2 separate regions of the Homo sapiens genome follow, and region 2 is linked to region 1. A link is a contact called in ENCODE Hi-C or POLR2A ChIA-PET data. All regions are on one chromosome and are shown on one strand. The core of a region is the stretch at or near the end of the contact, and the rest is flanking DNA. Distances in the headings are between cores, read along the strand shown.

Evidence for each region. A loop is a pair of places that touch in the nucleus more often than their neighbours do. ChIA-PET counts read pairs that join two places held with the same protein, here RNA polymerase II (POLR2A). Pooled maps may share reads with other maps.
Region 2: a map of natural killer cell shows a loop between it and region 1 (19-fold over the local background). The contact joins two enhancer-like sites. A Hi-C loop is called at or near these places in 103 of 168 maps with a recorded cell type or tissue (A673, B cell, CD14-positive monocyte and 60 more), 36 of 37 single-sample maps with no recorded cell type and 50 of 50 pooled maps. POLR2A ChIA-PET finds 5 or more read pairs at or near these places in 18 of 52 experiments (A549, CD4-positive, alpha-beta T cell, CD4-positive, alpha-beta memory T cell and 15 more).

The regions. Positions count from the first base shown.
Region 1 is chr20:47,382,751-47,389,795 of GRCh38, reverse strand. It overlaps LINC01754 (long intergenic non-protein coding RNA 1754), which reads left to right. Exons shown (of 3, transcript NR_146496.1): 3 at 4,777-7,030. Among named protein-coding and RNA genes, the nearest start is that of LINC01754, 26 kb to the left of the region's middle. RefSeq lists an enhancer at 5,549-6,401. Within about 2 kb of position 5,620, at least 10 of the 41 ENCODE cell types and tissues checked have a DNase peak (open chromatin) inside an H3K27ac peak, as active enhancers do.
Region 2 is chr20:47,618,375-47,625,744 of GRCh38, reverse strand. NCOA3 (nuclear receptor coactivator 3) reads right to left here. Exons shown (of 23, transcript NM_181659.3): 3 at 3,415-3,516; 4 at 1,662-1,834; 5 at 264-364. The coding sequence starts at 3,497. Among named protein-coding and RNA genes, the nearest start is that of NCOA3, 120 kb to the right of the region's middle. Within about 2 kb of position 4,409, at least 2 of the 41 ENCODE cell types and tissues checked have a DNase peak (open chromatin) inside an H3K27ac peak, as active enhancers do.

The sequences.
Region 1 (7,045 bases), core at 4,371-6,870:
AGAGGATTGCTTGAGCTCAGGAGTTCAGGACCAGCCTGGGCAACACAGGGAGACCCCCATCTCTACAAACAAATATAAAAATTAAAAAATTGGCCAGGCGCAGTGGCTCACACCTGTAATCCCAGCACTTTGGGAGGCCAAGGCAGATAGATCATGAGGTTGGGAGTTCAAGACCAGCCTGGTCAACATGGTGAAACCCCGTCTCTACTAAAAATACAAAAATTAGCCAGGCATGGTGGCAGACACCTGTAATCCTGACTACTCTGGAGGCTGAGGCAGAGAATTGCTTGAACCCAGGAAGCAGAGGTTGCAGTGAGCTGAGATCATGCCACTGCACTCCAGCTGGGTGACAGAGCGAGACTCCGTCTCAAAAAATAATAATAATAATAATAATTTTTTTTAAATTAAAAAATTAGGCCAGGTGCAGTGGCTCATGCCTGTAATCCCAGCACTTTGGGAGGCCGAGGTGGGTGGATCACCTGGGGTCAGAAGTTCGAGACTAGCCTGGCCAACATGGTGAAACCCTGTCCCTACTAAAAATATAAAAATTAGCCAGACATGGTAGCATGCACCTGTAATCCCAGCTACTTGGGAGGCTGAGGCAGGAGAATTGCTTAAACCCGGGAGGTGGAGGTTGCAGTGAGCTGAGATGTTGGCATTGCACTCCAGCCTGGGTGACAAGCAAGACACTCCATCTCAAAAAAAAAAAAAAAGAAACTCAGGCGTGGTGGGGGACACCTGTGGTCCCAGCTACTTGGGAGGCTGATGCAGGAGGATCCAGGCTGCAGTGAGCTGTGATCACACCACTGCACTTCAGCCTGAGTGACAGAGCAAGACCCTATTTCAAAAAAAAAATTTGGTTTTTATTCTTTTTTTTTTTTTTTTTTTGAGACAGAGTCTTGCTCTGTCGCCCAGGCTGGAGTGCAGTGGCGTGATCTCAGCTCACTGCAAGCTCTGCCTCCCGGGTTCACGTCATTCTCCTGCCTCAGCCTCCCGAGTAGCTGTGACTACAGGCACCCGCCACCATGCCCGGTTAATTTTTTTGTATTTTTAGTAGAGATGGGGTTTCACCGTGTTAACCAGGATGGTCTCGATCTCCTGACCTCGTGATCCGCCCATCTCGGCCTCCCAAAGTGCTGGGACCACAGGCGTGAGCCACTGCACCTGGCCAATTTGGTTTTTATTCTGGTTGTCCTGGATAAAAATGTTGAATTTTAAGTAGAAGACTGGCGTGACTTGATTTACTTTTTCAGATCTGCCTGACTGCTGAGTGGAAAAGTGATTCATGGGCCACGGGTGGAGACAGAGAGACTAAAAGATGGGAGCAGTAGAGATGGGGGTGAGGGTGGGAGCCCTCAATGCTTGCTAATGGCCTGGAAGCCAAGTGAGAGGAAAAAGAGAACAAGGACCACTCCTTACTCTCATCCTTATGAAGCCGTATGGAAGGGGCAGAGGGTGGGACAAGAGCCAGTCAAGAGTTCTGTTCTGGACAATTGATGGCTGAGAACGCCAGCCAGTCTGTAGATTTGGATGTGTGCAGGAGACAGGAGATATGAATAGGGAAGTCATCAGCATGGAGATGCTATTTAAAATCTTGGCACTGAACCAGATTATCTAGAAACAAGGCAAGACCCAGGCCCCAAATCCTGGGACGATACAAGGTGTCAACATGCACTTAAATCTTTTTTTTTTTTTTTTCGAGACGGAGTCTTGCCCTGTCACCCAGGCTAGAGTGCAGTGGTGCGATCTTGGCTCACTACAACCTCCACCTCTCAGGTTCAAGCAATTCTCCTGCCTGGGATTACAGGGGCCTGCCCACCATGCCCCACTAATTTTTGTATTTTCAATAGAGATGGGGTTTCACCATGTTGGCCAGGCTGGTCTCGAACTCCTGACCTCAAGTTATCCGCCCGCCTCAGCCTCCCAAAGTGCTGGGATTACAGGCGTGAGCCACCGTGCCCGGCAAATCTTACTGTCTTATCTAGCTAGACACCTCTGGGGATGTCATTCCACAGAGGGTCCCATTTCTCTGCTCCTTTGTTTAGTAAAATTTCTCGAAGGCATGTTTATCGCTACCATCTCCCCTTTCTCTCCTGTTCCTGTTCTCTCCTCAATGGACTCTATCAGGCTGAAATAAGTATTTCAGGTTTTTCTTTTCTTTTCTTTTCTTTTTTTTTGAGACAGTGTCTGGCTTTTTTTTTTTTTTTTTTTTTTTTTTTTTGAGTCTCGCTCTGTCACCCAGGCTGGAGTGCAGTGGCATGATCTCGGTTCACTGCAAGCTCCGCCTCCCAGGTTCACGCCATTCTCTTGCCTCAGCCTCCCGAGTAGCTGAGACTACAGGCACCTGCCACCACACCCGGCTAATTTTTTGTATTTTTAGTAGAGACGGGGCTTCACTGTGTTAGCCAGGATGGTCTTGATCTCCTGACCTCGTGATTTGCTCACCTCGGCCTCCCAAAGTTCTGGGATTAGGTGTGAGGGTCTGGCTCTTTCTCTTAGGCCAGAATGCAGTGGTGCTATCACGGCTCTCTGCAGCCTCCACCTTCCAGACTCAAGCGATCCTCCCGCCTCAGCCTCCCTAGTAGCTGGGACTACAGGCATGTGTTACCACACTGGGCTAATTTTTTTAATTTTTAGTAGAGATGGAGGGTCTCACTCTGTTTCCTAGGCTGGTCTTGAATTCCTGGGCTCAAGTGACCTTCCTGTCTCGGCATCCCAAAGTGCTGGGATTTCAGGCATGAGCCACCGTGCCTGGCCTATTTAGATTTTTTTTTTTGAGACTGAGTTTCGCTCTTGTTGCCCAGGCTGGAGTGCAATGGTGCGGTCTCGGTTCACTGCAACCTCTGCCTCCCAGGTTCAACCGATTTTCCTGTCTCAGCCTCCTCAGTAGCTCTGGGATTGCAGGCGTGCACCACCACACCTGACTAATTTTTGTATTTTTAGTAGAGACAGGGTTTCACCATGTTGGCCAAGCTGGTCTTGAACTTCTGACCTCAGGAGATCCCCCTGCCTTGGCCTCCCAAAGTGCTGGGATTACAGGCATGAGCCAGCACACCCGGCCCAGATTTTGCCTGGTTTCAGTCAGCCAAGACCACACTTCTGCACTCCAGCCTGGGCGACAGAGCAAGACTGTCTCAAAAAAAAAAAAACACTGCGTTTATTTCAGGCCAGACATGGGGGCTCACACCTGTAATCCTAGCACTTTGGGAGGCCCAGACAGGAGGATTGCTTGAGCTGGGGAGTTCAAGACCAGCCTGGGCAACATAGCAAGACCCTGTCTCTATAAACAAAAAATAAAACAAAATAAGTTGATTTAATAAAAACTGTCGAATTAATAACAGGGTAAGTGGTTCTTGGATATGAAGAGATACATCCCACTCCATCATCAACAGTCTAGTCTAGGCCAGGCGTGGTGGCTCACACTTGTAATCCTAGCACTTTGGGAGACTGAGGTGGGAGGACTGGCTGAGGTCTGGAGTACAAGACCAGCCCAGGCAACATAGCAAGACCCCATCTCTACAAAAAAAATTTTTTTAACAACTCAAGCTGGGCGCAGTGGTTCATGCCTGTAATCTTAGCACTTTGGGAGGCCAAGATAGGAGGATCCCTTGAGCCCAGGAGGTCGACACCAGCCTGGGCAACATAGAGAGACCCCATCTCTCTCTTTTTTGGGGGTGAGGGGGACGGAGTCTTGCTCTGTCACCCAGGCTGGGGTGCAGTGGTATGATCTTGGCTCACTGCGACCTTCGCTTCCTGGGTTCAAGTGATTCTCATGCCTCAGCCTCCCAAGTAGCTGGGATTACAGGCCACCATGCCCAGCTAATTTTTGTATTTTTAGTAGAGAGGGGGTTTCACCATGTTGGCCAGGCTGGTCTCCAACTCCTGACCTCTACCTCCCAAAGTGGTGGGATTACAGCATGAGCCACCACGCCCAGCACCATATTTATTTTTATTTTTTTTCTTTCTTTGAGACAGTTTCATTCTTGTCGCCCAGGCTGGAGTGCAATGGCACAATCTCGGCTTGCTGGAACCTCAGCCTCTCAGGTTCAAGCAATTCTCCTGCCTCAGCCCCCCAAGGAGCTGGGACTACAGGCGCGTGCCACCATGCCCAGCAAATTAGTAGAGATGGGGTTTCACCACGTTGGCCAGGCTGGTCTCAAACTCCTGACCTCAGGTAATACACCCCACTAGGCTTCCCAAAGTGCTGGGATTACAGGCGTGAGTCACTGTGCCTGGCCCTTATTTTTTTAATTTAAAAAAAAAAAAAGGCCGGGCGCAGTGGCTCACGCCTGTAATCCCAGCACTTTGGGGGGCCAAGGCAGGCGGATCACAAGGTCAGGAGATCGAAACCATCCTGGCTAACATGGTGAAACCCCGTCTCTACTAAAAATACAAAAAACTAGCCGGGCGTGGTGGCGGGCACCTGTAATACCAGCTACTCGGGAGGCTGAGGCAGGAGAATGGCGTGAACCCAGGAGGCGGAGCTTGCAGTGAGCCAAGATGGCGCCACTGCACTCCAGCCAGGGCAACAGAGCGGGAGACTCCGTCTCAAAAAAAAAAAAAAAAGAACTCAAACATGTTAGAGAAACACACCCACGCCCCGGGGGCTTTGCTCTTACCATTCTCTCTGCCTGGAACACTTCTTCACCAGATACCTGCTCTTTCTCCTCACTCCGGGTTTTGCTTAAGTGTCATCTCAATGACATCTCTTTATTAAGTGTCATCTATTTTCCATGTGTTCTACCTATTGATGTATTCATTCATTCACTGTTCTAGGGCAGGAGGCATCCGTGAAGGCAAAGATTCTGTCTGTTCTGCTGATTTCGGTGGTCCCAGCACCCAGAATAGTACTGCACGCAAAAGCTTATCTGTTGAATGAATAATGTGTGAACGAATGCACTAGGTTATGAATCGGGCACCGGCATTCAGGGAGCACGCCGGACTCTCATCACAACACTATAGCTTTAGTACTGAAAATTCCTCCGCCGGGCGCGCTGGCTCATACCTGTGATCCCAGCACTTTAGGAGACCAAGGTGGGTGGATCACCTGAGGTCAGGAGTTTGAGACCAGCCTGGCCAAACGTGGCGAAACCCCGTCTCCACTAAAAATACAAAAATTAGCTGGTGCACGCCTGTAATCCCAGCAACTCAGGAGGCTGAGGCAGGAGAATCACTTGAACCCGGGAGGCAGAGGTTACAGTGAGCCGAGATCACGACATTGCACTCCAGCCTTGGCGACAAAAGTGAAACACCGTCTGAAAGAAAAAAAAAAAAAAAGAAAGAAAATTCCTCAGCAGAAGTCTTTGGGAAGGTCAAAGGTGAAACTCCGAATTGTTCTCAGCTGTGCTTTAACCATTCCAGCCCCCTGAGAGCCCCAGGGCTCGGTCCGCCGCCCTTCCTTTACATTCCTGAGCTCTGAAGTCCCCACCTCCTTTCAGCACCCTGAGTTCTTTCCTAGGATGGAATGGACTGAATAATATTTTCCATGTTAGTGATGGGGTCCAAGAATGTCCATGACGCATGAGACCAGAGCTCCCAGCCCGGAGAATGGAACGCTGCTCTCTCTGGAGCCACCAGGGGGCGCCATTTCTCCACGGAGTTTCGCGAAGGCCGCGCCGCAAGAAGCTGCTCTCCCAGCAGGAGGCGAGGCTCTTTGCCTGTTGCAGGGTTGGGTATGTCGGCAGGATTTGGAAGTGCTCAAGCAGGTGGTGGGAGAGCTTGCTTTGATGCTCCCAAAGAAAGTGTTGCCCAGGTTCTCTCCTGCTTGTAATTAGACCTGTGTTCCACCCCAGACTTTGGCTGCAGCTGCGTGACCCTGGACAATTCACTGTGAATGTTGCAGCCGTGGTAACCTCATCCATAAGAACACTGGGACCCCATGGGATTGTGTGTGGACACAGTGAGATGAAAGCTTGCAGGCACCAACCATTGCTCTGAAATGGGAGCCAGTGATGGGATCAGAGGTTGTTAATTATACTAGTAATCAACTGAGCCCTGGTTCTCAAAGCCTGTTCCCTGGATCAGCAGCAGCACCTGCTAAATTCTGATGGCGTTTGATAGAAATGCAAATTCTCAGCCCCACTTCCCCCAAAGTCCTTGATTGAATTTATTAATCTGCCGGGTGTGATGGCTCACGCCTGTAATCCCAGCACTTTGGGAGGCCGAGGCGGATGGATCACCTGAGGTTAGGAGTTCAAGACTAACCTGGCTAATGTGGTGAAACCCCCGTCTCTACTAAAAATACAAAAATTAGCTGGGCGTGGTGGCACCTGTAATACAAAAATTAGCTGGGCGTGGTGGCGGGCCCCTGTAATCTCAGCTACTTAGGAGGCTGAGGCAGGAGAATCGCTTGAACCAGGGAGGCTAAAGTTGCAGTGAGCCGAGATCATGCCATTGCACTCCAGCCTAGGCAATAAGAGTGAAACTCTGTCAAAAAAAAAAAAAAAAAAAAAAAAGAGTTTCTTAATCAAAAGGCCTGAGAATTTCAAGAAATGCAGATTCTCAAATCTTTCAACTGAGAAACTTGGTGGGGGTGAGTCCCTCAATCAGTGTTTAGCAAGCTGCCCACGTGCTTCTGATGCCTGCTCAAGTCTGCTTAGAGCAGTAGGGACTTCTCCTGTAGGGGTTTGGAACACAATACCCCAAATTACAGCACTTTGGCAAACTGAGCATTTGAAGCTGAAGGAATTTGAGGAAACCATAGAAGCAGGAAGGTCACTCTCTGACCTTCTCCTGCCTTCCTCTTCTGCAGTGGGCCACTCAAGGTTTCTCTGACCTGCCTCTCCTGAAAGTAGGCCCCAAGCCCCTCATTCCAGAGGGGGTCCGGTCCTGTCCGTGGAGACCATGAAGACTAAACTCACAGGCCTTGCTAAGTTCCCACTGTGTACATCATTGGATCAAACCCTTTTGTCCTCCTGTGACACTGCTGCTTGACTGTCCATAAAAACACAGGTGCCCTGGGTCACGGTTCTTCACTTTGGAAGACTCCTGAGTCACTCAAAACTTGGGTTAAATAAATTTGTCATGCTTATCTCTTGTTAATCTG
Region 2 (7,370 bases), core at 3,160-5,659, 240 kb before region 1:
TTGCTTATATTTTTATGTTTGTATATGTGTGGTTCCTCAGTTTGCAACTATATTTTTACTAGGGGGGCAAGGCTTCCTGAATTATGTATATTGTAATTATAAGAGCATTTTACCATCATATTCAGAATACTGAACTGTCTCAAAGAAAAAAATGTTTTCTTTTTGTTCTCATTTCCTAACCAAAATTTCATCGATTTTTTATAACTTTATAATAAACCAAAGGGCAATACAGCCTACTGGACAGTTAAAATCTTTATACTTGCCTGAAGTAAAAGCGGTCCTAAGGAGTCTTTATCAATAACTCCCTGCCCTGTAGAAGATACATCGGCTTTTTGAACATCATCATCATTGGAAATAGTTTTTCCTGAAAAGACAGAAGGTGGTATAACGAATAACACACTATCAGTTATAGATTAAATCACCTTCGAATAGTCCCCAGAAGAGACATAAAGATACACATGCACATGCCCATACATACATACAAAACATTTCCTCATAAGAGAATGATGCTACAATATTATAACATCAAAACTAAACTTCATAGTTGCCCAGGAAGCCAGAAGATACCTAAATCATTTCACTACTAAATGTACTATCCCACAGCTTCCTGAAAAGGAACTACCAAATAACAGGCAATTGTCTGTTAACCGTCTCTAAAGAGCATAAGCTGGAGGCCCAGCGCGGTGGCTCACACCTGTAATCCCAGCACTCTGGGAGGCTGAGGCGGGTGGATCACCTGAGGTCAGGAGTTTGAGACCAGCCTGGCCAACATGGCAAAACCCCATCTCTACTAAAAATACAAAACTTAGCTGGGCGTGGTGGCAGGTGCCTGTAATCCTAGCTACTCGGGAGGCTGAGGCAGGAGAATCTCTTGAACCCAAGAGGTGGAGGTTGTGGTGAGCTGAGATCACACCACTGCACTCCAGCCCGAGAGACAAAGCGAGACACCATCTCAAAATAAATAAATACATAAATAACAAAAAGCACAGCTGGTCAACACATTTGTCTATTCCCATACTTGCTAGCCTCCATCAGTTGTAGTCTCTACCCAAACAAAGGAGCAAAAAGGCAAATATAGCAACAAGTTCCTTCTAAAACAGGGGTCCCCAACCCCCAGACCACAGACAAGTATCAGTCTGTGGCCTGTTAGGAATGGGGCTGCACAGCAGGAGGTCAGCAGTGGGCAAGTGAGCAAAGTTTCATCTGTATTAACAACAGCCCCTCCCCATCACTCACATTACCACCTGAGTTCTACATCCTGTCAGCTCAGAAGTAGCATTAGATTCTCACAGGTGTGCAAATCTTAATGTGAACTCCACATGCGAGGAATCTAGGTTGTGTGCTCCTTATGATTCTCTAATGCCTAATGATCTGTCACAGTTTCTCCCATTACCCCCAGATGGATCCATCTAGCTGCAGGAAAACAAGCTCAGGGCTCCTACTGATTTCTATATTATGGTGAGTTGTATAATTATTTCATTATATGTTACAATGTAACCATAATAGAAATAAAATGCACCACAAACGTAATGTGCTTGAATCATCCTGAAACCATCCCCTCTACCAGGTCCATGGAAAAACTGGCTTCCACAAAACCAGTCCCTGGTGCCAAAAAGGTTGGGAACCACCACTGTTCAAAAAGACATGAGTGTTTTTATTACCTTGCTCTTTTATTTGACGTATCTGTCTTACTGTTTCCTTTAAAATCGCACATTTATCTGGTTTGACATTGAAATTGTCAATATCACTAAGATTGGCAGATATCAGCTCAGCCAATTCTTCAATATATTTACTTTCCTGCTCCCGTCTCCGTTTTTCACCACTGCAGGTAAGACTAAGGGAAAAGGCGTAGAAAGGGGGGAAAGGAGACATAATATATATATCACAAAAGAGCTGTTAGCAGAATCAGCCCCTATACAACACTATTACATGATTACTTTTTTTTTTTTTTCCTCGAGACAGAGTTTTCGCTCTTGTTGCCCAGGCTGGAGTACAACGGTGCGACTTTGGCTCAATGCAACCTCCACCTCCAGGATTCAGGCAATTCTCCTGACTCAGCCTCCCCAGTAGCTGGGATTACAGGCATGCGCCACCACGCCTGGCTTATTTTTGCATTTTTAGTTGAGACGATGTTTCACCATGTTGGTCAGGCTGGTCTTGAACTCCTGACCTCAGGTAATCCACCCACCCTGGCCTCCCAGAGTGCTGGGATTACAGGCATGAGCCACCACACCCGGCCTATTATTTTCATATGTAAACAAACTAAACTCAGCCAATATAAACTATCAAAAATGCTGTCTTGGAGAAGTAGTACAACATAATAGAGATTCATGTAAACCTAAATTCAGTTCCATCTTTGTTAGCTAGGTGGCCTTGGGCAGAGTTAGCCTCAGTTACTTCATCTAGAAAATACGAATAAATCATCTTTACTTCTTAGAGATAATAAAACAACTAACAAATAAGAACAAAAACAGTGGTAGCTACTTATTAATGATGAAGTTTTATTCATTGTAGATTGATATTTTTCAACTAGCACATTAAACTTCAATTGACACTGACTTTGGCAAATACTTTAAAAGCTATAGAGTAGTGTTATATAGATTACATTATTTTGTTTCTAATTTTTAAGCTTCTCATTTCACTTGGTAAAAAAAAGGATGCAACCTCACAAATGACAAAATATCAACTTATAACCCATTCTTAAAAGATAGCAAAGATTCTTACTTATAACTGTCAGGCCTCTGAGACCAAGCCTGCACATATACATCCAGATGGTCTGAAGCAACTGAAGATCCACAAAAGAAGTGAAAATAGCCTTAACTGATGACATTCCACCATTGTGATGTTTCTGCCCCACCCTAACTTGATCAATGTACTTTGTAATCTCCCCCACCCTTAAGAAGGTTCTTTGTAATTCTCCCTACCCTTGAGAATGTACTTTGTGAGATCTAACCCCGCCCGCAAAACATTGCTCCTAACTCACTGCCTATCCCAAAACCTATAAGAACTAATGATAATCCCACCACCCTTTGCTGACTCTCTTTTTGGACTCAGCCTGCCTGTACCCAGGTGAAATAAACAGCCTTGTTGCTCACACAAAGTCTGGTGGTCTCTTCACACGGACGCACGTGACATAACCTTGGTCATCTATTCGTAACTCCTACCCCTCCTTCCATTCAGAAATTCTTATAGTACCGCGAATTGTTAATATTCTACCTTCTATATGAATCAGCAATAAAAAAAAAACTTCTATTACATCAAAAAGATGTCCATCTCATCAGTAACACTCTACTTACCACGAAGTGAAACCACCAAAAAATCTAACCAGAGAATGTAAATGGCAAGAAGTTAAAATGTTATCCTTAAACAAAGGCACAACAAGTGTGGTAAAGCACCAGGAAATAAGTCACCTACCCTTGTCCTGGAGTATCACATGGCAATTTGCGTTTTCGTGAATCACTGGCCAGTGGATCCAAGTTTTCTCCTAATCCACTCATCTTGAATATACATCAGCAACTAAGAGAGAATAATGAGAAATAAGATAAGTACATTAAAAAATATACATGACTCTATGAAGGTGTTATATGACTGAATGACTGCAACTTTTAATTCAGAACTACTTTCTCTAAACAGATAATTCTCAATATTCTTTTTCATAAATGACTATACTGAAGACAACCTCAGATTTCATATTCTAATATGAATTATGCAGAACGTATGTACTCCAAGACAGAAATGTTCCTCAAGTCCTACTAAAAATGTGTATCTTGCAGGGTGCGGTAGCTCATGCCTGTAGTCCCAGCACTTTGGGAGGTCGAGGCAGGTGGATCACCTGAGGTCAGGAGTTTGAGACCAGCCTGACCAACATGGTGAAATCCCGTCTGGCCAACATGGTGAAACCCCGTCTCTACTAAAAATAAAAAATTAGCCAGCCATGGTGGCAGGTGCCTGTAATCCTAGTTATTTGGGAGGCTGAGGCAGGAGAATCACTTGAACCGAGGGGTAGACGTTGCAGTGAGCCGAGATGGCACCACTGCACTCCAGCCTGGGTGACAAGAGCTAGACTCCGTCTCAAAAAAAAAAAAAAAAATTTGACTGATGGAAAAATAGTATGCTTTGGTTAAAATTTCATTGATGAAGAAGATAAATGTAGAGTACTTCTTGTTGAGAAAGATGATTTAAGACATCTACTAAGCCCTCATTTGCTAAGAATTTTATCTGTACTAAACTCTTGTTTAAAACAAGACGATCACTGTTGTAAAGAATTACATGTCAACCAAAGAAGTTCAACGATTCTAAACTAATTTTTATATATTAAAATGCATCTTGCATTCCAACTAAACTCTGAGACGTATGCTGGAGGACATAAATTTCCACTAGGTGGCAGAATGCTACCAGGAAGGAAGACAGATTTATAAAAATGAAAAAATTCACTCAAGATGCTGATCAAACTTCAAATGTGTAGCTTTAAAAAAAAAATCAAAAGCAAAAAAACAAAAAAAATAAAAATTTAAAAAATCACATGATCATAATATAAATCAGAAAATCTAGATTGCAACATTGTCTTTACAGATGCACTAAATATGTATTAAATTACCAAGAAAATTCATTCTATAACTTTGGTTGTAAAATGGAAAGGCTAAAAAGCTGAGATGATTTAAGTATTTGTTTTTTCCCCATGACAAGTTTAAATGAAGGACAGAAAAAGACTTAAAATAACCTTTATTAGTAGTGGCTCACTATTATTAGTAGTGGCACAGTCAGATCACACAATCTCAGGGGTATTGTATTTTCAAACGTGTCAATGTCACAAAAGACAAAGAAAGTCTGTAAACAGTCCAGATTTTAAAGGAAGCTATAAGAAAATGACAACTAAATGCAATATTTGATCCTAGACTGAATCCTGTGCTAGAGGGTAAGAAAATGCTATAAAGAATATTATTGGATCAACTGACAAAATTAGAATATGGACAATAGACATAAAAGTATGTTGTCAATATTAATACACTTAAGTTGATAAATGAACGACGGTTATTTAAGAGACCAATATTCTTAGTATAATATTTGGGGTAACAGGCTATTACATATGCAAATTATCCTCAGATGGTTAAGAAAAATTGCATATATAATGAGTGAGTGAATAAACCTGGGAATGGGGACAGGCAGAGCAAGGATGAGGAAGGGAGTTGACACTAGGTGAATCCTGACCCGGGGGGGAGATAAACGTAAAAACTCTTTGTACTATTTTCTTGCAACCTTGCTTTAAGTTTAAAATTATCCTCAAATAAAAGAGTTTTAAACTTAAAGGTATGTTCGGTTTTGATTTTCCAATTTTCATATTTAAAAAGAGTAGCTCAAGTAATCCCAGTGCTTTGGGAGGCTCAGGCAGTTTGAGTTTGAGGCACTTGAGTTTGAGACCAATCTGTGCAACACAGTAACACCCTGTCTCTACAAAATTTTTTTAAAAATAAGCCAGGCATCATGGTGCACACCTATAGCATTAACTACTTAGGAATAAAACAGGAAGACTGCTTGTTTGAGGAGTTTGAGGCTGCAGTGAGTTATGATCACGCCAATGCACTCCAGACTGGGTGACCGAGTGAGACTCTGTCTCTTAAAAACAATAATAATAATAAATTGAATAATTAAAGAGCCAGGTGCAGTGGCTCACGCCTGTAATCCCACCACTTTGGGAGGCCGAGGCGGGTGAATCACAAGGTCAGGAGATCGAGACCAGCCTGGCCAATATGGTGAAACCCTGTCTCTACTAAAAATACAAAAATTAGCTGGGCGTGGTGGCAGGCGCCTGTAGTCCCAGCTACTTGGGAGGCTGAGGCAGGAGAATCGCATGAACCCGGAAGGCGGAGGTTGCAGTGAGCTGAGATCCCGCCACTGCACTCCAGGCCTGGGTAACAGAGTGTGACTCCATCTCAAAAAATAAAAATAAAAAGAATAGTGATTCCATTCCTTAAGTACAAAAATAGAATAATTCTTGTTATGTCTCTATAATTGGTTTTATATTTGTTTCATTCAAAGGTGATTTTTAAATTGAATGGCAAACTATCCATTGAGTAATAACTTTTTTTTTTTTTTTTTTTTAAAGACAGGGTCTTACTGTGTCACCCAGGCTGAAGTGCAGTGGCACAATCTCAGCTCACTGTAACCTCGGCTTCCCAGGCTCAAGCAATCCTCCTGCCTCAGTATCCCAAGTAGCTGGGACAACAGGTGAGCACCACCACACCCAGCTAATTTTTGTATTTTTTGGAGAGACAGGGTCTCACTATGTTGCCCAGGCTGGTCTTGAACTCCTGGGTTCAAGTTATCCGCCTGCCTCAGCCTCCCAAAGTGCTGGGATTACAGGCATGACCCACCACACCCAGCCTACATTTCTTTATTTTAAATATGTAATTTATTCCACATTCTAGATATTATTTCCTTACTTTGGCTTTTGTTTATAAGCTGAATCCCTGAAACAAATGGAGAAACTATTCCATGGATAACAGCACTTCTTTAATTTGAAAGATAAAATTTTGCCTATATTCTCAATATTATTTCCTTTGTTATTAAATATAAGTTGAATACTCAGTAAGGAGTAAGGGGCCTACCATGTAATAGGTGGTCAATATATGTCTTGAATAAATATTGAATAAATATAAAAGCAACATTCAACCTACTAAATCATAGTTTAGAAATTTCCTTTATTCTGATCTATAACAATCATTCAATGCAATCCTACTGCATTAAACTTTTTAAATGTTTACTTCTACAGTTGATATAGTGTTACAATAAATTCTGACAGCATAAATTAAATCAATAGAAAAACTAAGTCATGACAATCTCTTAATATGCAAAAAAATTAATAAGCACAAATATCAGTTTAAACCAGAAATGCAGATCATTTGTGTTAAGCCAATGTTTATGTGCATATAATGAAACCTAAATATGTCGAGCTATGTCCATAGACACATGCAGCTTTTTCTCTTGATCTCACAAAACAAGCTACACTGTACACATAAGCCTGTGCAATCTTCCTGCTACCAAACTTACTCCTTCAGAGTCCAACCTAATTATCCAAAAAGGTACTAAGGGAAGGCCGGGTGTGGTGCCTCATGCATGTAATCCCAGCACTTTGGGAGGCCAAGATGGGCGAATCACCTGAGGTCGGGAGTTCGAGACCAGCCTGACCAACATGGAGAAACTCCATCTCTACTAAAAATACAAAATTAGCCAAACGTGGTGGTGCATGTCTGTAATTCCAGCTACTCAGGAGGCTGAGACAGGAGAATTGCTTGAACCTGGGAGATGGAGGTTGCAGTAAGCCAAGATTGGGCCATTGGCACTCCAGCCTAGGCAGCAAGAGTGAATTCTGT